3 separate regions of the Homo sapiens genome follow, and all the other regions are linked to region 1. The links are chromatin loops, found by intact Hi-C in ENCODE. Cell type or tissue: dorsolateral prefrontal cortex. All regions are shown on one strand.

Region 1 (8,000 bases):
TAAATGCCCTTTGTGTAAAGTGGTTGTGCACATTAATGAGATAATACATCAAAGCCCTTAGAACAGTGCTTGACATGTGGTCAGCAATAAATGAGCATTTGATTTTGTGACCATTGATACTATCATCTCATTCTTTGTTCCAGCTGGGCCTTCTAGCACAGTGGTTTGTGCCCCTCTTGAATTATCTTTGATAGCTTCCTCCCTCTATTTTGTCTCTTCTTATTTCTTGTCATTCTTATTAGGCAGATACTGGACTCCTGGATTCTTCCTCCCCTACTCCCATGCTTTCATAGTTTTCATTTCTTTTTTATTATTTTTCTACTTCCTGAGATATTTCCAGGCCCTTCATTCCCTATTTGATTTCCACTGATTTCATTGATGGCTATTATACTTTCCATCTCCAAGAGCTCATTCTATTTCCAGTCATTTCTTTTCCATTCACATGTTGCTCTTGGTTTCTGGATGCAGCATATTCTGTCTTTGAGAACAGCAAGTTGACTTTTGTTGACATTGTCTTCTGATTTCTACAGTCACATCTCCTCAAGGTTCCTTTCTTCTATTTATTTGTTTTGTTCTCTCTTTCTTAGCGGAGAATTTCTACCTCAAAGTTCTGGCCATCCCTGGCTGTTTATTCATATACGAGAGGAAGGTCCTAAAAGGCTGAATGGACCTTCACGCTTATGAGTTGTCTCTGTTGACTGGTGGGCTTCACCCCAGGTGATCAAGCCAGAGCCCTTTCCATTTCCCTAGGGTAGAATCTTCCAGGGTCCTACCTGGGGGACACAGTCTAGCTGCAACATTCCAGAGGCAGAGTTGGGGGTAGGAGCTGGGGGTCCCAGGTTCAAGATGCAAACTTCCATTGAACCCCCATGTTTAATCCTGCACCTCGACTCTGCCTTCTGAAGTCCAATGCTCTCCATTTTAATACCTTTAGAGAATGCACTTTCTAGCTGTCTAGGGGACCAATGGTGCCAGTATCGGCTTCCCACCAATCCCACTTGCCACTCTTCCACCTCCTGCCCCTCACATCCTAGGGCCTCCTGGTGCTGTGCCTGTCAGGGCTTTCTGCAGGGCACTTTGGCTGTGTCTCCCAAGCCTGCCCTCCATAGGCACATTAGGCTGCAGCTTCTTTTGCTCTAAGTCAATTTCCACTCCTCCATCCACTTTCTGTGTCCAGAAAAAAAAAAAAGAAATCCTGGTGTTTAAAGATTGCCAACTAATTCAAATTTTATCATGTTCTTTGGCACAAGTGAAGAACAAAAAATGTGTCAGCAGGTCGCAAGCAGCCCCCGGTCAGTTGTTAGCTCAGGACAAGGCAGTGATTCTTGAAGTATGGGACACTTCCACCCAATCCCACCCATCGTAAGAATGACTCAAGATGTCAGTAAAGATACAGATTTCTAGACTCTGCCGCAGACCCACCTAAACCAGAAGCCCTGTGAGTAGGGCCCAGGAATCTGCATTTTTAACAAGCTGTCCTGGGAGGTTTTGATGTGAGTGGCCTGGAATCTGTCCTATGATGATCAATTCTCCTCAGAGGAGAGTCAACCTGGAGCTGAGCCTGGAGGCCCCATCCTAAGGCCAACAACTGCTCACCTGTTCGTAAAAGATGGCCTCCTGATTAGACCTGCTTAGTCTCTGGCCAGCCAGCATTTATGCACTGAGTCTATTTGACACTGGCCTCCCTGGGTAGTTCTTGTGCACCATGAGCTGTAAGGCATAACCCAGTGATCCTTTGCTTCCATCAAGGCAGACAGTAGGAGGTCTAGTCAATGCTCTGCTTGGCCCCGCACTGGAAAAGCTTTCAGCAGCAATGAGATAAACGCCATCTTTAGCAGCACCCTTAGAACAGGTGAGTGCATCAACAAGCTCATACCGGAGAGGAAGGAAGTCTGGATGAACACCACACACACAGCAAGAGGAATGGGCTGTACCAGTTGACAGGTACCCTTAGAGAGTGTGCCGTTGAATTACGATTTCCAAGAGAAGAGGTCTACAGCAGAAGATGGATGGTGCGATGTAAAACAAATGTTTCTGAGCAACAGAATGCGCCCAAAGCCACCTTAGGACCTCCACCAAGACTGGAATCAGAGGGAGGGAGGATTAAAAGGAGACGGAGGATCACTGCCCTGTCTCTTTGGGCTTCCTGGTACCTGGAACAGCCCGGTGGATGAGCCAGCCTGAGGACCAGACTTTAGAAGTAGCTCCCAACCAAGGCAGTGCTTCTGAGGACATCTGCAGAGATGGTCAACTAACTTCCCCATAGGACCCCACCATGGCACGAGGGAATGAGCACGAAGCAGAAGGCCTGGCTCCAGGTGGAAAACCAACTCCTTGACTTCCCTGTAACTCAGCCTCTTCCTCTAGTAAATGGGGTCTCATCACCTGTTGCAGGGTCTGTGAGCCTTCCCAGGTCTACACCCCGCAACCTTTTCGAGGATGGCTGTCTTTTCTCCCCAGCAGCGTATTTCACTGCGCTGAGGACACAGTCTGTCTCCATAACTTCTGCACGCCCAGGACTTAACACCGCGTGGCCTTTAGCAGGTGTTCTATGAATGGTTTTTATTGACATGTTAATTAATATGCCGGGCTCGGTGGCTCACATCTGTAATCCCAGCACTTTGGGAGGCTGAGGCAGGTGGATCACTTGAGGTCAGGAGTTTGAGACCAGCCTGGCCAACACGGTGAAACCCCATCTCTACTAAAAATACAAAAATTAGCCGGGCATGGTGGTGGGCGCCTATAATCCCAGCTACTTGGGAGGCTGAGGCAGGAGAATCCCTTGAACTTGAGAGGTAGAGATTGCAGTGAGCTGAGATCATGCCACTGCACTCCAGCCTCAGTGACAGAGTGAAACTCCGTCTTTAAAAAAAAAAAAGGAAATAAACTGAAACCTGTTTGGTAACCTCATAACAGTTAAATGCACATGCCTTTCCATCCAGCAACTCCATGCATTCCAAGATATTTGGAGAGGTTGTTCACACAGCCTTGATAGTAAAGGTGAAACATTGGAGACCTCCTAAAAGTCAACCAGTAAAAATTGACCAATTAATTAAGATACGGCCATGCTAGGGAACTCTGTGCCACAATCAAAATGAATGAGGTAACTCTCTGTTCTTACTGGGAAGGGTACCCCTATGGTATCATCAGGAGAAGACCATTATTGTTAGTAAATAGACAACTTTGTTAAAAAATTAAAAGAGTATGTGCCCAATATAATATATGTAAGTTTCTATGCATAGAAAAACTTCTAGAAAAATAGAGATTATCCCCGGAGAATGTAGTTAATAGCAAGATGGGTGGTAAAGTAGTATACTTTCATTTTTTTATTAGAATGTTCTGATTTTATAATTTTTTTAAATCCCCAATCCCCTATTAAAATGCAGATTTCTATGGGGAAGGGTCATTCCATGCTGCCAGGCAGCAGCTTGGCTGGAACCCAGGTGAGTCATGGAAGTGGGTATTTATTAGGCCAATGTCTGAGAACCAGCCCCAGGAGCCTGGGAGCAGCCTGCAATGGAGGGGCTCAGCCACAGAGTCCACTCAGTCTTTTACAGATGGGGAAACTGAGGCCCGGAAGGAAGAAGGATTTTCACAGGAAAGTAGGGACCAAATCCACATGGCAAGGAGGCTCTGACCAGAGCCATTCCCCACCTGCAGACCAGAGCACAGCAAGAGTCGAACAGCAGGATTTGTGGAGTGCTGCCCCAGCAGCCTGGACTTCTGTCGTGGATGGACAGTGACACATCTTCAGCCAGTTGCAGTCACGCTGGGTCCTGCCTCTACCACAGCATTCACTCTCTCAAGGTGGCTGCCCATGCACAGCATATCAAAACCAATGGACCAAACTGTAAAAGAATTGGCCCAATATCCATCTCATGTTTTCCCTTCCAGAATGTTGACATTACTTTATATTTTTCAACATCAGAGTGTCTACTAGGTCAGAAGAATTTAAAGCCAGTTACATCTGGGCCGCTTGATACTAGGGATAAAAGCAGTTTCCATTACATAATGAAATCCTTGGCTTTCCCCATCCAGAGCCACAGCTCCCCTTCTAGTTGATTGAGCTGCTGACTGGCACATGAATACTGTATTTAACTAAAATCAACAAGGACCAGGAGGTATAGGATTTTGCCTGCAATTCCAAGCAATCTGCTGACCTTTCTCTGACACTACTTACTATATTTTAGTGTCGGAATCAATTGAACGGTGGGTTCTAAAGAGAGCAAGTGAATTCATTTGTGCTTTGGGAAAAGGCAGCCCCAGCGATCCTCATCCATCACTGTTAGATGGAAGGGGAAATGCCTTAAAGTGGCTCGTTTTCTTTCAACTGCAATATGCCAGCAGAGCACATAAGGATTCTATAACATGCAGCAGTCACTGTGATTCATCCTCATAAGGCAGTGTCTGGGCCAAAAGAGAATGTAAATCTCAGAGAATCACCTTCTTCTGCTGAGTAAGTGGATAGGGCCATTTGTCCTCTAGGTACCAACCATGTAAGGGGCACAGTGCCCTCTGGTGGTAGCTGCTTTTTCCTGCGCTGCGCAATTGTACGCTCCTCCTACCTGCCCCATGGAAGAACAAGGCGGCTCTGTTCAGAGCATCCCATGGCTGGGTGGCTTGGGGAGTGGGGAGGCCCACAAGACTGTATGTGCTGGGTGAACCTCACAGGGCCTGAGGAAGAGAGTCTGAAATTGACAGTGAAGCAATCAACCTTAAAAAGTATGGCAGAACAGGCCAGTAGGTGCAGGTCTAGCTCCTGTGGGTTGTGCTGAAAAATGGCAACCAACCATCCAGGCAAGAGGCTCTACAGAGTTCTGATAACCTCCTCTCCAGACCTGCTGAAACAATATGGAGAAATGCCCAGCCAAGAAGAAAGACAGCACTGCCTGGTGGAAGAACATGGGCTTGGAAGTCAAAGAAGCTGGATGTGGGGCCCAGCTCAGCCACTTGCTGGTTGAGTGACAGAGGACAAGTAATTTACATTCTACAGTCTGCAAATCCGTTTCTTCATCTGTGAAATGGGAGGGAAGAAATCCTACCTCAAGAGGTCATTATCCAAACAAACAAGACAATCTGCGTAATGGCTCATGGCAGGGTCTAGCAGAGAACAGGTGGTTGTCAAGTGGCAAGTGTGGCTGAGAGTGGGCTGCAATTCAGTGCCCTGTGTTCTATTCCTTTTTTGTAGAATTTATCATTATTATTATTGTTTTATTTTTCCATAAGTTATTGGGGCACAGGTGGTATACTTGGTTACATGAGTAAGTTCTTTAGTGGTGATTTGTGAGATTTTGGTCCACCTATCACCCAAGTAGTACACACTGCACCACATTTGTATTATTTTATCCCTCACCCCCCCTCACTCTTCCCCCCAGGTCCCCAAAGTCCATTGTATCATTCCTATACCTTTGCGTCCTCATAGCTCAGCTCCCACATATCAGTGAGAACATACAATGTTTGGTTCTCCATTCCTGAATTACTTCACTTAGAATAATAGTCTCCAATCTCATCCAGGTCACTGCAAATGCTGTTAATTTGTCCCTTTTTATGGCTGAGTAGTATTCCATCATATATATATATATATATACACACACACATACATACATACAGTTTCTTTATCCATTTGTTGATTGATGGGCATTTCGGTTGGTTCCACGATTTTACAATTGTGAATTGGGCTGCTATAAACATGTGTGTGCAAGTATCTTTTTCGTATAATGACTTCTTTTCTTCTGGGTAGATACCCAGTAGTGGCATTCCTGGATTAAAGGGTAGCTCTTTAAGGAATCTCCACACTGTTTTCCATAGTAGCTGTACTAGTTTACATTCCCACCGGCAGTGTAGAAGTGTTCCCTGATCACCGCATCTATGCCAACATCCGCTGTTTTTTTTATTTTTTGATTATGGCCATTCTTGCAGGAGTAAGGCAGTGTCGCCTGATGGTTTTGATTTGCATTTCCCTGATCATTAGTGATGTTGGGCATTTTTTCATGTTTGTTGGCCATTTCTACATCTTCTTTTGAGAATTGTCTCTTCATGTCCTTAGTCCACTTTTGGATGGGATTTTTTTTTTCTTACTGAGAAGATTTTCCCCCACTCTGTGGGTTGTCTGTTTACTCTGCTGACTGTTCCTTTTGCTGTGCAAAAGTTCTTTAGTTTAATTAGGTCCCAGCTATTTATCTTTGTTTTTATTGCTTTTGCTTTTGGGTTCCTGATCATGAAATCCTTGCTTAAGCCAATGTCTAGAAGGGTTTTTCCAATGTTATCTTTAGAATTTTTACAGTTTCAGGTCATAGGTTTAAGTCCTTAATCCATCTTGAGTTGATTTTTGTATGAGGATCCAGTTTCATTCTCCTACATGTGGCTAGCCAATTATCCCAGCACCATTTGTTGAAAATGGTGTCCTTTCCCCACTTTATGTTTTTGTTTGCTTTGTCAAAGATCAGTTGGCTATAAGTATTTGAGCTGATTTTGGGGTTCCCTATTCTGTTCCATTGGTCTATGTGCCTATTTTTATACAAGTACCATGCTGTTTTGGTGACTATGACCTTATAGTACAGTTTGAAATCAGGTAGTGTGATGCCTCCAGATTTGTTCTTTTTGCTTAGTCTTGCTTTGGCTATGCAGGCTCTTTTTTGGTTCCACATGAATTTAGAATTGTTTTTTCTAATTCTGTGAAGATGATGGTGATATTTTGATGGGGATTGTACTGAATTTGTAGATTGCTTTTGGCAGTATGGTATTTTCACAATATTGATTCTACCCATCCATGAGCGTGGGATGTGTTTCCATTTGTTTGTGTCATCTATGATTTTTTTCATCAGTGTTTTGCAGTTTTCTTTGTAGAGGTCTTTTGACTACTTCGTTAGGTATATTACTAAGTATTTATTTATTTATTTATTTATTTATTTTTGCAGCTATTGTAAAAGGGGTTGTGTTCTTGATTAGATTCTCCACTTGGTCACTGTTGGTGTACAGAAGAGCTATTAATTTGTGTATGTTAATCTTATATCCAGAAACTTTGCTGAATTCTTTTATCAGTTCTAGGAGCTTTCTGGAGGAGTCTTTAGGGTTTTCAAGGTAAATGATCATATCATCAGCAGAGAGTGACAGTTTGACTTCCTCTTTACCTATTTGGATGCCCTTTATTTATTTCTCTTGTCTGACTGCTCTGGCTATGACTTCCAGTACTGTGTTAAAGAGGAGTGGTGAGAGTGGTCATCCTTGTCTTGTTCCAGTTTTCAAAGAAAATGCTTTCAACTCTTCCCCGTTCAGTATTATGTTGGCTGTGGGTTTGTCACAGATGGCTTTTATTACATTAAGGTATGTCCCTTGTATGCCGATTTTGCTGAGAGTTTTCATCATAAATGGATTCAGGTTTTTGTCAAGTGCTTTTTCTTCATCTATTGAGATAATCATGTAATTTTTGTTTTTAATTCTGTTTATGTGGTGTACCACATTTACTGACTTGCATATGTTAAACCATCCCTGCATCCCTGGCTTGAAACCCACTTGATCATGGTGGATTATCTTTTTGATATGTTGTTGGATTCAGTTAGCTAGTATTTTGTCAAGGATTTTAGCATCTATGTTCACCAAGGATATCAGTCTGTAGTTTTCTTTTTTGGTTATGTCCTTTCCTGGTTTTGGTATTAGGGTGATGTTGGCTTCAGATAATGAGTTAGGGAGGGTTCCTTCTTTCTCTACCTGGTGGAATATTGTCAAAAGGATTGGTACCAATTCTTCTTTGAATGTCTGGTAGAATTCTGCTGTGAATCTGTCTGGTCCTGGACTTCTTCTTAGTAATTTTTTAATTACCATTTCAATCTCACTTCTTGTTATTGTCTGTTCAGGTTATCTAATTCCTGATTTAAGCTAGGAGGGTTGTATTTTTCCAGAAATTTATACATCCCTTCTAGGTTTTCTAGTTTATGTACATAAAGGTGTTCACAGTATCCTTGAATAATCTTTTGTATTTCAGTGCTTTCAGTTGTAATATC
Region 2 (8,000 bases), 78 kb before region 1:
ACTTAACAAAATCAAACACCAAACAATGTAAGATTCACAATATCCAAAATTCAATTTTAAAATTACCTAGTGTGCAAAGAAGCATGACCCATAATCAGGAGGAAAATCAATCACTAGAAATGATGCAGAAATAACAGATGCTGATAAAATGAGGAGACAAGGACCTTAAAGCAGCTCAAGAAGGTAGAGGAAAGCATGAGCACGAGGAGGGGTGTGGGAGATGAAAGGAGTCACCTGGTAAGTGTTCTTCCTTGTTTGTCATTGCCAATGCCTTCACGCTGCTCTGGGCCCACTGAGTCACAATGGCCATGGCTGCACCAGAGGCATATGCAGTTCTTTAAAAAGTTCACTATGAGGCCAGGCACGGTGGCTCACACCTGTAATCCCAGCACTTTGGGAGATCAAGGCGGGCGGATCATGAGGTCAGGAGTTCGAGACCAGCCTGGCCAATATGGTAAAACCCCATCTCTACTAAAAGTACAAAAAAAATTAGCCGGGCATGGTGGCGGGTGCTTGTAATCCCAGCTACTCAGGAGGCTGAGGCAGGAGAATCATTTGAACCCGGGAGGCGGAGGTTGCAGTGAGCCAAGATCGTGCCACTGCACTCCAGCCTGGGCGACAGAGTGAGACCCTGTCTCAAAAAAAAAAAAGTTCACTATGATTCTACTCAGCCAGAATTCAGCACTACTGGCTAAACCCAATTTTTTTTTGTTTGTTTTGTTTTGTTTTGCTTTGGAAACAGAGTGTTGCTCTGTCGCCCAGGCTGGAGTGCAGTGGCACAATCTCGGCTCATTGCAAGCTCTGCCTCCCAGATTCATGCCATTCTCCTGCCTCAGCCTCCCGAGTAGCTGGGACTACAGGCACCTGCCACCACACCCAGCTAATTTTTTGTATTTTTAGTAGACACAGGGTTTCACTGTGTTAGCCAGGATGGTCTTGATCTCCTGACCTCGTGATCCACCCACCTCAGCCTCCCAAAGTGCTGGGATTACAGGCGTGAGCCACCACACCCAGCTGACTAAACCCAATTTTTTAAAAGAATGAATAGAAAAAGGAGATGGAAATGATGATGGAGATTTTGAAAAATATCAGGAGGCATGGCCAAATAGTGATTTCCAAATACAAAATCTTTCTTTGGCTCATTTAGTGATTAAAGGCATTAGAAACTGTCGCCTGTCAGAGGACAGATGGGTGAGCCTTAGCTGATGCATCTCAGCCTGCACCTACCATCAGAAAGGTCTCCACAATCAATCAGGAGATGCTCACTTACATTCACACCATAGGAGATATGAGCACATCACTGAATTCTATGAGGTTTCCCTTCCCAAGCTGGCAAAACCACGCAAGCTCTGCTGCATAGAGAGTCTCAGAAAGTGTCCCTGCTTGCCATGCGGACAGAAGGCAGAGCTCCAATATAGGCTCATCCCATCCTCCAGTTATGGCTACATTGATGTCTGAAATTCATCAAAAACATACGCAGGGGGAGACATGCCCTTAACAAACTGTATTTCTCAGAGTTTGGGGCATTTTTAGAGTGTGCAGACATCAAGTCTTTGAAAATATGAACCCAGGGACCTTCAGCACCCCTCACCACCACCTGCTCCCAATCCTGGTAACTTTCAGTGCAGCAGGCTCTGCTCCTTGTTCCTATCAGAAGGAAGTCTATGTAAAGGTATGCGTGTGGCTGGATCATCCCTGGGCTGCAGTTCAGCTGGTGAGAGGTGGCTTCTCCAACCATTAAGACAGCTCAGGACTAAGACCATGGTTTTGGAAAAATTTGAGTCTGTAGGTTTTACACTAAAATCAAGCAGATTTGCAGGACCTCATGGGAAGAACTTGAAATCCATAAGGTTTTTACAGAAATAAAATCTCCAAAACTCACTTTTGCCAGATAACCAGCCAGTTTCTTTAATCTAGCACCTTTGTGCATTGAGAGTTCATCCCAGAGACCCTGCTCATTTGTCAGCCCATTGAGTACTTTGTGGTCAAAGCCCAGGGCAGGTTAACCAATGGCCTTGGAGCTGATAGAAGAGAAGGAGTCACTGGGCCAAGTCCAAAGGCAGAACCCAGAAGTGCTAATTGGGGTCTCTCAGCAGTTCAGCTTGGGAAATTGAGCAAGGAAGTTTCCTTCTTCCTAAATTTCCTAATCTAAATAATGCTGAGATGTCATGGTAGGAATAACATGAAGAATAGTTTAATGGATGAGGAATATTTTAAAATCGGAAATGTTTGCTACCAAAAGTCAAGAGCAGACCTTGAAGTTCAGAGGGACAGGGGGTGCAAATCCCATCTGATGGTTTTCAAACTTGGCCCGCCCTAGAGCTGAGGAGGCAGGCCCTTCCTGGACAACTTGGGGAGTCATGGACACAGTGAGGCCCATCCAGCCCATCAGACTGATTGTGGGTGGGGGCTTGGATCTGGCATTCATTTTAACATTAGTGGCTCGGTTGTTGGCTGTCAATAGTAGCAGCGTATTGGGCCCTGAAAAAAATGTAGCTGTGACTGTCATATATTTGAAGTTTTTTGTAACCTCCTAAAAAGGTGTACTTTTTTCATATTGTTTTAATCAGTGTGGCTATAGGAATCAGTGAAGTTTTATATACGAAGAAAACGAGAATGCCAGATCTACCATTTGCTACATAGGGTTTAAAATGAAGCTATGAACAATGCATAATAATGTAATTCAACAAGTTTTTCTCTCTCTGGAGGACTGGAAAATAACCTCAGTGAAAATTATGCAATGATAAAATTCTGTCCCCATCTGATTAATTACTTGTGAATAATGACATCTCTGATTTCTTTCAATTATATTCTAATTGCACACCTTTTGCTCCAGTTGATTGGGCAATGAAGTAATGAACAACTATTACTGAATTTAATTAGCACCATTATTTCTGTGGCCTTTACATCTCTGTTGTGAACATGGAAATTCACACTCCCAGGGCTGGAACTGGAAGAAGCCAGCCTTGAACCTTGAAAAACCTGTTCCTTCCACACTGTGCTGGCTTCCTTCTGCCCAGCCTGGGGAACAAAGACCTGGCGTATTTGCCAGTATTCATGGGAAGGCTTTCCTAATAACAGCATCAATATTCAGAAAGGTTACCTTTTCATAAGGCATTAGCAATTTGCATGTTACATCTATCAAAAGAGATGGGTAAATGAGCTATATGGGAGTCAATTACAATGTCGTTCATAATTTATTCCATGTACAATAAACAGCCGATCAGATTTCATGCGTGTTTACTTTCTGAAAAGATAACTGCTTGTGGCTGATACTAGTTGCAGAATACAAATATGTTTCAGAGTAATGTGTTTATCTCACTTTGACATTTTAAATCTCCAAAGTTCTCTCACTCTCTGTCTTTTTTTTTTTTTTTACAAAGTTGTCTCTGCTTGAAAATTAGAGCTTGCTCTCAAAAATAAAAGATCATTCTTACTGGCCTAACTTGAATCATTCTATTTTAACTCGATGAAGGCACGTCATACATATTCTCCTACAAAACGCAACAGGAAACAAGTAGGAATTTGCTTTTAAAGACAGGTGATTGCAAACATACAGAGCTAAGAATATTTAACTCACAGAAACATGCTGTAGTTTCTAAACATGGATACAAATTACCCAACTCAGTAGTCTTTGGAGCACCAATAAAGTTTGTAAATGCAGACATGTGTCATCGTAAATTAACTTCATCCGATATACTTTCCCCCTCCCCCATATTTCAAAAACTAAAATAAATTCAGAAATGAAGAAGGCTTTTCCAAATCCCTTAGGGAAGTCTACAAACACAAATGATTAATTTATTAGACCAGATAAAACACCTGAACTGTCTGATGAGCAACACGTCCATCTCTCTCTGAGTCAAGCGTGTACCCACTCACCCACCCAGGCTCAGCCATACCTCATATCTGCTGGCTGTCTGCTCAGCCGTCTTCAAGCCTTGACACATATGGATGATACAAACTTTGGCTCTTCTCTGGGAGGGAAACCAGTTACTCTTCACAAAATCCATGACCATCACATGGTTTTTCAACTCTGTACTAAATGTTTTTATCTGGAAAGTCCGATGCACGGCCGTTTCTGTGTAGCGGGCAGCATACCCCTGCGGATGAGTTTTTGTAGGAATTCCAGAGTGCTGCATGAGACTCAGTATCTTGTGACTTTAGCTAGTGAGACTGGCAAACACAATTTTCTTTGTTTAACCCAGGTATTGAGTGCAACAGGAGGGACTTGGGCAGTGCCCCAGCTCGGACCTGTCCCAGTGTTTTCCAACTCCAGAGCTAGTTGTCTCAATATCCCAGCTACATTTGTGAAGGATGTGGATGTGGGAACCTCAGGGGTGACCTTTACGTGCCAAAAAAAAAAAAAAAAAAAAAAAAACTTCTTGTTGTGGTCTGTTTCCAGCCTCACGCCTGAGCTCTCGGGTCACTCAAAGTCTTCTCTGATTTCAAAGAAGTATTTCTCTTTCCACTGCATTGAAGTTTTGAACACAGAATTCACCCAGTTACTGAGAGATTCAATATGTTTGTCAGTCTCTACCCCCTCAAATCCAAATAAATTATTTACAGGGCTCTGTACAAAGGAACTAGGAGGAATAATCGTTGCTTTTTAGAATTCCTGCTTTTACTTGCCAGGACTGAAAGGAACAAGTGCAGGCTGCCTACCAATACAAAGAGCGTCCTCAGCCCTGGAGAAGAAAACATTCAAGTGAAAAAGAGAACTCCCAGCGCAGAAGCAGCAACAGCTGCAAGAGGGCATCGGAAAAACAGCGCATCACGTGGGGGCTGGGGGTGGAGTCCACTCGCCTAGAAGGGGGCTCTGGTCCTGGGTCAACCATGGGAAGTTCCCTCACCACCCTGAGTCTCAGTTTACCAGGAGGAAGACTGGAAGGAAAATACCCCATCTGCCACTCACAGGGTTATTGTTAGGATCTGGTGAGCAAAACAGTGAAACAACAACACAGAATAGAGTCACGTTAGGCATCATTTTGAAAGTACAGTTGCGCGTTCTCTACCCAAATTATTTTGCACAGTGTTCGCTACACATATGATAACGGAGATTAACACAATGCTAATAATTATCAGATTCTAAATTTCAAGTCAATTAGAATTGCAGATCCATGGTATATGCCTCACTTTATTTAATGTTTTGATGCCATTTCTATTAACCTAGTAATTTAGAAGTGAAAATGGCAAGCCTTGGATCAAGGGTGTGTGCCAAGAGGAAGCAGATGACAGCATCGTGGCTGTGCTCCAAGTCCAGACACAGAACTCTTCTCCACAGGTGACTTTCTCTTGGCAGAGACACCCCCTTGAATAATTAACTCACCTGCCCCACATTGAAAGCCATGGGAGAGGCTAAAGGAAGAAGAGCCTCCAGATAACTTTCCTGAAAACAGAGCTGCAGTCCTAGCCCAGAACTGTGAGACTTCCTGCTGTGGGTCGAAGCTTTGCATGTCACACTCAGCAGGGCTAGGACTTGGGGGCTAAAATGCTGAACTTCCACCTTCGGAGCAATGGAAGTATTGAAGATGGGAACTACAATGAAGGAGGAGACAGAAAAGACTTTAGAGATCATTTAGGCCAACATTCTCATTTGAGTGTTAAAGTAGAAGACCTACAGAGACTAAATGCTGGCTCAAGATCACACAGTGAAGTGGAGTTCATGGTTCCTTAAACAGAACACAGCCCGGGTCTGCCTGGGGCTCTCCCAAGGATGTCAAAGAGAGTGTCAACACCCAACTGATGGCATCCATGGCTGACTCAAACCTGACAGTCATGCTGGAAACTCCCAGGGAGCTACACCATGGAGCGCCATCTTGGATTTGGAAGCAATGTGATAAAGAAAGCCATGGGAGACATTTGAGCAATAAAAACATGAAAATTGAACAGGGACACCAAGGAAAGAGGGGATCTGCTTCATGTTTGGGCACAGGGAAGGTCATTCCCTGTGTCCCCAAAAACGCCATTTAAACCAGCTCCCATTTGTGTCTATCTGCTCCTGTCCAGGAGACCCCGCAAGGCAGATAACAAATAATAAAGTCTTTTCTTCCACCACTACACACATTAAAGGACCTTGGACAATGCTGAGGCCAGCAGGACTGGTCATCAGCTACCCCGAGACCAGGACTGGTCATCAGCTACCCCGAGACCAGGACTGGTCATCAGCTACCCCGAGACCAGGACTGGTCATCAGCTACCCCGAGACCAGGACTGGTCATCAGCTACCCCGAGACCAGGACTGGTCATCAGCTACCCCGAGACCAGGACTGGTCATCAGCTACCCCGAGACCAGGACTGGTCATCAGCTACCCCGAGACCAGGACTGGTCATCAGCTACCCCGAGACCAGGACTGGTCATCAGCTACCCCGAGACCAGGACTGGTCATCAGCTACCCCGAGACCAGGACTGGTCATCAGCTACCCCGAGACCAGGACTGGTCATCAGCTACCCCGAGAACAGGACTGGTCATCAGCTACCCCGAGACCAGGACTGGTCATCAGCTACCCCGAGACCAGGACTGGTCATCAGCTACCCCGAGACCAGGACTGGTCATCAGCTACTCCGAGACCAGCATGGAGAGGTTTGCTGATGGTTGGCTGACTGCTAGTGTGAGCACTTGTCACAAGCACAGCCAGCCTGTGGTGATTATGGAGATTCCAAAGATCATTAAGGCTATGGGTGAGTTTTCTCTCTCCCTTGACCACAGCTGGTGGCTGGATCTTAACTGGCCAGTATGGCCAACAAGAGGAAGCAGTAATGTGGCCTTAGGCAGGTCTCTGGGATTCTTGGTCAATAGGGATGGACAGAAGACTTGGGATTGTCAGATTGAATTCCTCATTATATGGAGGAGAAAATTGAGGCCCAGAGGGAGAGAACCTTGACTGAGAGGTCCAAGGGCTGGAAAGAGCACTGGATGGACAATTGGAGATGGGTTTGCACCTAGGCCCTAAGACAAACTAGCAGGTGATTGTGGACAAGACTCCTCCCTTCTGGCTTAAGTTCCCTTTAACCACAAGCCCCCTAGCTTCTCTGACACCCCTGGGTTCTAGAGTGTGTCAATTTTGACCATGTGCAGACACAGCTCAGCAGAGAGCAGTTCCACCCTCCCTGGGAAAGGCCTTCCTGTCTGGGTCACTGAGGTGGGGCTGGGTGCAGAAGAATGAGCTGATGTCCTTCCATCTGCCCTCAGAACTGTTGCTCCTCACCCTCCAGCAGGGCCACAACCTCCACAGTCCAGCCACTGTGCCCTCTTGAAGCACAGCCTCCAAGTAAGAAAACGTGGTTCCTGCTGATGTTCACAGTGCTTGCCTTGCAGCCTTGGGCGAACTACACACTACCCTTGCTTCAGTTTCCCCATCCATTTAAGAGGATAACAATAGTGCCTTCTTTGATGGGCTGCTGTGGAGACTGAAGCAGCTGGCACTAGTAAAGGGCTTGGGACAGAGCCTGGCACCGGGCACCTGCCTGACAGACACCAGCTGTCATCACTCCCAAAGGGCAAAGACTCTAAATTGCCAGACACATCATTTTAATACCAAAGAAGGAAGATTGTTAAGGAGAAGCTGGAACTCAACTGGCCATCCTAAGACCCTATCTCCAAGACTTCCTCTGCCATGTAATGCTGCCCAGAACTGGGGCAGGTGGCCAGCCTTGATCTCCTCAAATGGGAAATAGAGTTAGCATCCCCGGAGCAGACAGCTGTGAACATTGCGTTAGGTGGTTGTTGTGTGTGAAACTGTTTTATAAAGTATATATTTTTAAAACTATACAAGTATAGATTTTTAATGCTAGATGCTAGCAAAAACAACTGAAGGAAGAAGTGCCAGACACAAGCACAAACTAAGCTAGTTCTCATCCAAAGGACAGAAAGTCAGTCACATTTACAGTCACAAAAGAATGGTGGTATTAGGCACCACCATGCCACCACATTCACACATATTGCCAAGGACACTGAACGCTTTTTGGTTTGCCAAGAGTCCCGCTCTTCTGGGAACTCTTC
Region 3 (8,000 bases), 180 kb before region 1:
GAACCTCTATGAGCATGGCCCAGAGGGTCCCTAATGGAGGGAGAATGCGGCCCTCATCTCACTGCTGCGTGCACGTGCTAGCATCTGCCAACTTCCCACATCCAAACTGATTTGCCTAGCCACCCCCTGCCCTCCCTTACCCCCTGCCCTCCCTTAGACTGTATGGAAGCCAAGTCCAAAGGCTGGGCCTCTCCCTAGAGTGGACATCCACAACCAACACTCTGCCTTCTTCCCTCACCAAGACGAACCTGCTAACCACACAGGCAATGAGACATTCCTCTTAACAGAATCCCTCATTCCTGCAGATAGCATGAGACAGAACAGTCCCAGACAAGCCAGCTGGAAATCCAGTCTCCATTAATTGCTACCTGTGGCACCCTGGGTGGCCCAAGTGACCTTGCTGATATGCAGATTGTCCCACCTGTCAAACGGGCACAGAGCAATCTGCAGACGCTCAATGAGCAGTTCCTCTCCCTTCCCTGGGATAGGACTATTTTGGATTCTGAAGGCACAATCAGTTTTAATGGGCACCAGTTGTGTGGTTACAGACAATTCTCCTATAGCCTGCTGCTAAGAGGCCTATAACCCACCTGACAGTCAGCAATATCCAGGGAGCAGAGCCTGCCAGAGCTCCCCAACCAGGACAGTAAAACCATCAGGCGAGCCCCTTCTTTCACAATTTACCAAATGCACATAACCCCATCTGCCAACCTGAGGCTGCACTCGCACACAGCGCAGAGACCAAGATTCCCAGAGGAAGGGTGTCTGACTGAACTCACTTCTCCCAGCCACCGGCAGTGGCATGCTGCCACCCACTCTCATGGGCTGGGCGGAGGGACCCACGTACATTGCTTTCCATGGCTGTGCAGGTGACATCACACATGCACATGATGTCACATTGATGACTTGAAACCAGCCCCGGAGTATTTACACCACAGAAAGTGGCAAATGCTACAACTCGGGGCAAAATTCCCCACCCGCACTCCAGCTGGTTGTTGTTTAAAGTGACCAGCACATGCTGGGCACGTCCACTCACTGCCTTGGGCCCCAAGAGGGGAGTTCATTGGCACTGCAGTAGCGTGGGGCTAAAGAGGGGCCACTCGTCCACCGCACGCCTGCCACCCCCACCCTCACACCGCATCTGGCCTGTGACAGAATGAGCCTTGAGACCCCAGCTTTTACCCCCAAGATGCAGTGAAATAGATCCTGGGCAGCCCAGGCCAAGCCCTGCCTTAGCTTGATCAGGGTTTAACCAGAGCCATAAATGGCCACATGCAAAGCTCCTGTGGTCACTGGGTGTGCAGCGTGGGAAAGAAGGGCTCTGACCTCTGGAGCCTGTTTTTCTATCTATAACAAAAGGACAATCACAGTCAAATCCTTAGAGGGTTTGTGTGAGGATTCAAGGGGATTATTTGTGTGAAAATGTGTGGACCACCTGGTGGCCGTGAGCCCAATCCACATTGATGGCTGTGATAGAGGTGGCTATGATGAGCAAATATCCTGTCTGCCTGCTCAGCAAAGGGATCTGTGAGCACTAAACATAGGAACACAACCCATGGTATCCTGCCTCCAGCGTTTGCTCATTTGCCCACTGTGAAACTATTTGGTCCTGAGGCCAGAGGAATTGGCGGCGGCAGCTGATGGACATCCTGCACTCATTAACCAACACCGACCGAGGATCAGCCAGTAGCAGCCCTGCCTTCAAGTGGCTCACAGTCCTGTGCAGGGCCAGATGAGTAAAGGCCATGACCACGGAAGCTGAGAACAGGCGTTCTCAATCTCAGCACTGCTGACCCCTGGGGCCAGAGCAGTCTCTGCATGAGGGCTGTCCTGTGCCTTGTGGGAAGTTAGCAGCATCCGTGGCCTCCACCCACTGGATGCCCGTAGTCCCCATCCCACCCCAGGTGTGAAAACCACAAATGTCTCCAGACATTGCAAATGGCTCCCACTCGCTATCTGTCTGCTTGGGGAGACATGGACCAGGAACAGGGCTCTAGACCACAGGCCCTGTAGATCTGCAGGCTCGGAAGAAATCCGGAGAAGCATATGCCAAAATGTCAGCAGCAACTTTCCTCTCCACGCTGAGCATTTTAGTCTCTGTGGGCTTTGTAACCATCCAGATGAACATCAAGAATGGAGACCCAGCCCACCAGGTTGTGGTGAGCACAGAAGAGGGTCTAGAAGTGGTGACTCTAACCTGGGTCCCAAAGGCAGCAGCAGCAAAGTCCCACTGTGGGTGCCATCCTCCTTCCATTGCAAACACAAACCAACAGCCAAGCCTGCAAACCTTCAAGGAACAAACAGCTTGGCTCTCAGAGGAGGCCATAGTCTCATCCAAGCAGCATGTAGCCCGAGTCCCTGGAGTTTGTGTCCTGGCGCCCACCCAGTGTGAACCTTGCCTTCAACAGCAAAGAAAGGGCCCACCTTTTGCAGCCTGGAGAAGTTCCCAGATTGAAACCATAGCAACCTCCTCCATCTCATGTGGAAGTGGCCAGCCTTGCTCCACAGCCACCCAGACACACGACTGGCTTTGGGCTTCCTTCTCTCTGCCTCCTACATATGTGTGGCCTGACTACTGAGTGTCCTTCACTCATCCCCACCCTCCTGAAGGCGTCCAATTAAAGACTGAAATGAAGACCTCTTTGCATGACTCAATTACAAGTTTAGGAATAAGACTCTCTCTCTCTATATATATATTATATATTATATAAAATATATATTATATATAATATATAAAATATATTATATATAATATATAAAATATATATTATATATAATATATAAAATATAAAATATATATAATATATAAAATATAAAATATATATAATATATAAAATATAAAATATATATTATATATAATATATATAATATATATTATATATTATATAAAATATATAATATATAATATATAAAATATATATTATATATAATATATAAAATATATATTATATAATATATAAAATATATATTATATAATATATAATATAAATATAATATTAAATATGTAATATAATATTTATATTACATATTATGTAATATAATATTTATATTACATATTATGTAATATAATTTTTATATTACATATTATGTAATATAATATTTATTATATTATATATTTATATTATATATTATATTATATATTATATATTTATATTATATATTATATTATATATATTATATATTTATATTATATATAATATATAATATATAATATATATTATTTTATATAATAATATATATTATATATATTATATTATATATAATATATATTATATATATTATATATATTATACACACACACACACACACACACAAACTTGTGCATCAGTCAATTTGCTGTCACCCTCCCTAAAAACAAGGCACTTGTAGAACACCGAGCTCTGCTTTTTAAAAATGCCCTTCATTATTAGCATCTGGAAAACTGGCACGTTTCCAGTGAAACGAGAAACTTCGCACTCTGCGGTCCAGGCTCTGCACTTGTGGTAGCTTAAGGAACTTCAAAGCTCCTTGTTGTTTGAACAAATTGGAAACAGAAAACAAAGGATGAAAAGAGGCCATCCCCATGCAAGAACTCTCCATCCAGGAGGGGAGCAGAGTCTCATCAGCCTTTGATGTGGCCCAGTGGCCACATTCCTCTCTCAAAGCTCCAGATGCTGGTCGCAGCATCCTCCACCCGCTGTTTTGAGACTGAGTGAACCACCTCTCAGATGCTGTGCTGCACATGCAAGCAAATGCACCTAACAGCATGTTACTGGCCACTGAAGACATGATGGTTAGCCCAAATAGCGCTCCTCCACGTCCCCTTATCATTTCCATATTCACAAAGAAGATCATTTTCCTGTGTGCAGCTCTGGCTATTTTCAGACTACCCTATTGTCATTAGTTATGAATTTTCCACTATAGTCCTGTGAGTGGGCTCATTGCCCAGCCAGGTGTAGGACTGACAGGCAGGCTCTGAAGCCAGAAAGCCTGGCATTTATGCAAGGATAACCTTGGATAAATTATTTCACCTGATCCAATTTGGTCTCCTCACCTTCTAAACATTCACGATCATGATACTTACAGATGGGGTTATAGAATGGATCAAATGGAGGTAGCTATGATTGAAAGACAGTAAGCCAACACGTGATGTTATTAGTTTTCAAAGTAAGCGAATATTCATTAAGGGTCCCCTATGTGTCAGGCACTGTGCTAAGTCCTGGAGATAAAACAGTGAAGAAAGTGGACTGAATCTTTACTCAGAGGAAGAGTATAGGCCTTCAGGGAACAAGAAAGAAAAACATCAAGAATTACCGCCAGTTTCAGTGAGTTCCACAATGGAAACACAAGGGCTGCAATGAGGGATACTGGGGCAGCCTTGCTGGAGTGCACAGGACCAGGCTCCCTGAAGAGCCACCTGAAAGGCGAGAAGGAAGGAAGCCACCGGCAAAGAGAAGGCAAAGGGTATTCCAAGGGCTGGTGCAATAGCCTGGGCAGGCACCTTGAAGCAGGAAGGACGTCGGTTGAGGTTGAGGACCAGAAAGAGAACAGTGAGACTGGAGCTGGTGCCTGTGGGGCAGTGGCATGGAGGACCACAGGTGCTGACCTTTTAGGAAAAGCACTTTTGCTTTTGAGTGGAGGATGGACCAGGGAGGGGCAAGAGCGGAGGCAGCGAGACCAGTTAAGAGGATACATCTGGGAGGCAGGACACACAGGACTTGATGATGGAGCACACATCGGGAAGACAGGTGGGGGAGGGACTTTAAAATGACCTCTAGATTTCCTACTGAGACCGGAAGCCCAGGGAGAAGATTTGGGGGCAAGAGGAGAGGAAGTGAAAATTTCCATTTAGACACACCCATACTGAGAGGCGTATTACCCACCAAAGGTGGCCCTGGGTGGGCCATTGCCTGTGAACATGGAGCTCAGAGGGGACCCTGCGGGGAGCCACAGCTGGGTGCCCTGGTCATAAAGAAGTAGTTACAGCCATGGGGATTGTATTAGTCTGTTCTCGCATTGCTATAAAGAAATACATAAGACTGGGTAAATTGCAAAGAAAAGAGGTTTAACTGGCTCACGGTTCTGCAGGCTGGGGTAGCATGGCTGGGAAAGCCTCAGGAAACTTTCCTTCATAGTGAAAGGCGAAGGGCAAGCAGGCATGTCTTCACTTGGCTGGAGCAGGAGGAAAAGGATGAAGGGGAAGGTGCTACACACTTTCAAACAACCAGATCTTGTAAAAACTCACTCAGTATCATGAGAACAGCAAAGGGGAAATCCACCCCATGATCCAATCACCTCCCAACAGGCCCCTCCTCCAACACTGGAGATGACAATTTGACATGAGATTTGAGCAGGGACATAGATCCAAACCATATCGGGAGGCATGAGACCCTCTTCCCCCACCCCCGGGAGATTTGCTCAGAGAGGAGCAAACCCACAGCTGGGTTGGCTGAAGGAGGGTAACCAGCAAAGCAGGGTCGGAAGCCCTGGAAGGTGACCTGGAGGAGACCACAGAAAGGGGTGTCCTTGAGCCAGAAGAAGATCGAGACTCGACTGCATTCTGTGCTGCTAGGAAGCCAAGCAAGGTGGGGACACAGAGGTGTTGTCACTGTGGACCTTGTTAGAGCAAACGCCAGACTGGAGCAGGTGGAGAAGGGGGACAAGGGATGGGGGATGGTGCCCCCTCTGAGAAGTGTTTCCAAGGGAGAAGAAGCCTCGAGTGGCACCTTGAGAGGGAGGAGTGACTAGGGAAAGATATTTGTAAGATGCGGCAGGTTTGTATGCTGATGGAAATAATCCAGGAGAAGAAATGAGTGGTATTGTTTATTGTACAAGAAATGGGAGAAAAGAGAAGGAGAAAACCTCTGGGAAAGGAGAGGAAATGGAATAGAAGCAAAGTGGAAGCTTAGGCCACTCCCTAAGCTTAGGCCACTTCCTAAGCTTAGGCCACCTAAAAGGTGGGCAAATCTCCACAGCCAGAGGGAGGAGGCAGTAGTTTTCTGCTGCTGTCTAACAAAAAACCACAAATGGAGCCCTCAGAATAGCACATGTTTATAACTCACAGGTCCCTAGCTCAGAAGTCAGGCCGGACCCAACCGGGCTCTGTGTCCAGAGTCACACAAGGCTGGAATCAGCCCGTTAGCCAGGGCTGGTTCTCATCTGAAGCTTGGGATCCTCCTCCCAGCATTTTCTGTTGCTGGCAGAATTCAATTCCTTGTGGTTGTAGGACCACCGTCCTTATTTCCTTACTGGCTGTTGCTGGCCAGAGAATGCTGTCTGCTCCTAGGGGTCTCCCTCAGGTCCTCACCATATAGCCCCTCCGTCTTCAAAGCCAGCACAGAATCCCTCATCCTGAACATCCCTGACCTCAGGAAGGGCAGGACCTTTTCATGGGCTCACTGGTTTAGTCAGACACACCCTGATAATCTCTTTCGATTAACTCAACCTCAAATGACAAGTAACCTAATCATGGGAATTATATCCTATCACATATTCGTGGGTTCTACCCACACATAAGGCATGGGGATTGTGCAGGGCTTGTACCCAGGGGTTCAGAATCTTAGCATTCTGCCTACACCAGATAGAGGGAAAAGACAGCCAGACAGAGGTGCTTTAGGAGGCTCAGAGTGGGGAAGCCAAGGGGCTCACAGCTCACAGTGCCATTTCCCAGTGTAACTGGAGAGGAGTTCACCTGAGAAGGCAGGAGGATCTCCAGGAGGGCTGAAGAGTGAAGACAAGGAGGTTAGGGCATGAGGATCTTAAGGACGGTTCAGGAATGAAGACAAGGAGGTTTAGGGCACCTCCCAGCCAAGGGATGAGGCCGGGCTGGCAGGAGGAGGTCTGGAGAGGAAGATGGGCACCAGAGCCCTGCTGGGGGCAGGGCTGGGGTGAAAGCAGGGGCAGCAGCCCGGGGGCAGGGTGCAGGGTGACGTCAGCTGGCAGGAGGGTATGCAAGTCAGGCTCTTCAAGAAGGGAGGGAGAAAGAGTCTGGGAGCAGTAGTGGGGGGTTTCAGGGAACCAAGGACACCGCCTCTAATTCCAAGCGTGGCTGCCAGGGGTGGGTAGCCACAGGGTGGCCACTTTGAGAAGGAACTGGTCTATGATTCCTGAGGGCTCTGGAGTCCCAAGAGAACCTCTTGTTAGTGCCACATTTGATAGAAAAAATGCAGCTCTTTCTGGGGCCCCACGAGATTCCTGCCTCCTTTATTGCAGCACAGATCCTTACAATAAACTGTCTTTATGGGGAGGAGCATGAGTGAGTCTCTCTTCCTTATAACCTGTAAGGTCCAACTCACCCCAACACTTTATGCTAAGCAGAGAGAGACCAAGAGAGACTGGACCTGCCTTTGAGGGTTCTACAGTCTGATATGAACCCACAAATAATCATCACATACATCAAACCCAGGCAGGCCACAGTTGGGGTATAAACCAAGTAAGTATCTTGGCAATACATTTTTGTAAAGAGATGAGAAAACGAAAAATTAGAAGCAGAAGCCAGGGTGAACAGAAAGAGGGTGTGTCTTGGGAAAAGAACAAGATGGGATTTACTGGAAGTGTGGAGTCTTATCTCTCAGCACAACCTGTTGGGTGTCTATGGCCAATCTATGCTAATGGCTCTCAGTGTTATAAAAGAATAGCCAACCAAAACATGGAAAATAGCTCTTCTGATTGTCCCTAGTAAAATCAACCCAAGGCACAGGGTAACAAAGTTTACAAGGGACCCCAAAACTCCTAAAGTGTTTCTGAACTGTGGAGAAAGCAGGTTGTGTGTCACTTTCAAGCTTAAAAAAGAAAAGAAAAGAAAAGAAAAACAATGCTGCTTTTTAGCTGGTGACTTCACAGCACATTCCATGGTGACGGTACTAAATGATTCATCGTAATCCTTGTGAACCAGAGGCAACAGCATGCAATCTAAAAGAAATGTCTCTTTAAAAATTAAATAAAGCAAAAATGCTCTGCGGGTGCTGGTGTTACACTGCATGCTGAGCTCTGCGCTGATCGTATTCTCCCACGTAATTGCA

What was found. A loop is a pair of places that touch in the nucleus more often than their neighbours do. Peaks named below come from ENCODE experiments on the same cell type or tissue, not always from the same donor. Only the 100,000 strongest peaks of a DNase experiment are listed, where the experiment ranks them.
Region 2: a loop joins it to region 1, with 4 times the contacts of the local background. A loop is called at or near these places in 4 of 110 quality-filtered maps.
Region 3: a loop joins it to region 1, with 4 times the contacts of the local background. A loop is called at or near these places in 5 of 110 quality-filtered maps.

What each region holds. Positions count from the first base shown.
Region 1 is chr10:126,744,718-126,752,717 of GRCh38, forward strand. No RefSeq gene overlaps it. Among named protein-coding and RNA genes, the nearest start is that of C10orf90, 78 kb to the left of the region's middle. In dorsolateral prefrontal cortex, CTCF peaks have their summits at 4,513 (motif pointing left) and 4,714 (motif pointing right); a DNase peak (open chromatin) is centred at 4,544; H3K27ac peaks cover 1,298 bases.
Region 2 is chr10:126,666,342-126,674,341 of GRCh38, forward strand. C10orf90 (chromosome 10 open reading frame 90) reads right to left here and starts at 4,352. Exons shown (of 10, transcript NM_001350921.2): 1 at 3,900-4,352. The coding sequence starts at 4,139. RefSeq lists a silencer at 6,378-6,600. In dorsolateral prefrontal cortex, no CTCF peak of the experiment used is centred here; DNase peaks (open chromatin) are centred at 2,357, 4,770 and 7,440; H3K4me3 peaks cover 5,127 bases; H3K27ac peaks cover 7,771 bases.
Region 3 is chr10:126,562,147-126,570,146 of GRCh38, forward strand. All of the region lies in intron 2 of C10orf90 (chromosome 10 open reading frame 90), which reads right to left. Among named protein-coding and RNA genes, the nearest start is that of C10orf90, 100 kb to the right of the region's middle. In dorsolateral prefrontal cortex, no CTCF peak of the experiment used is centred here; DNase peaks (open chromatin) are centred at 3,555 and 3,665; H3K4me3 peaks cover 513 bases; H3K27ac peaks cover 7,237 bases.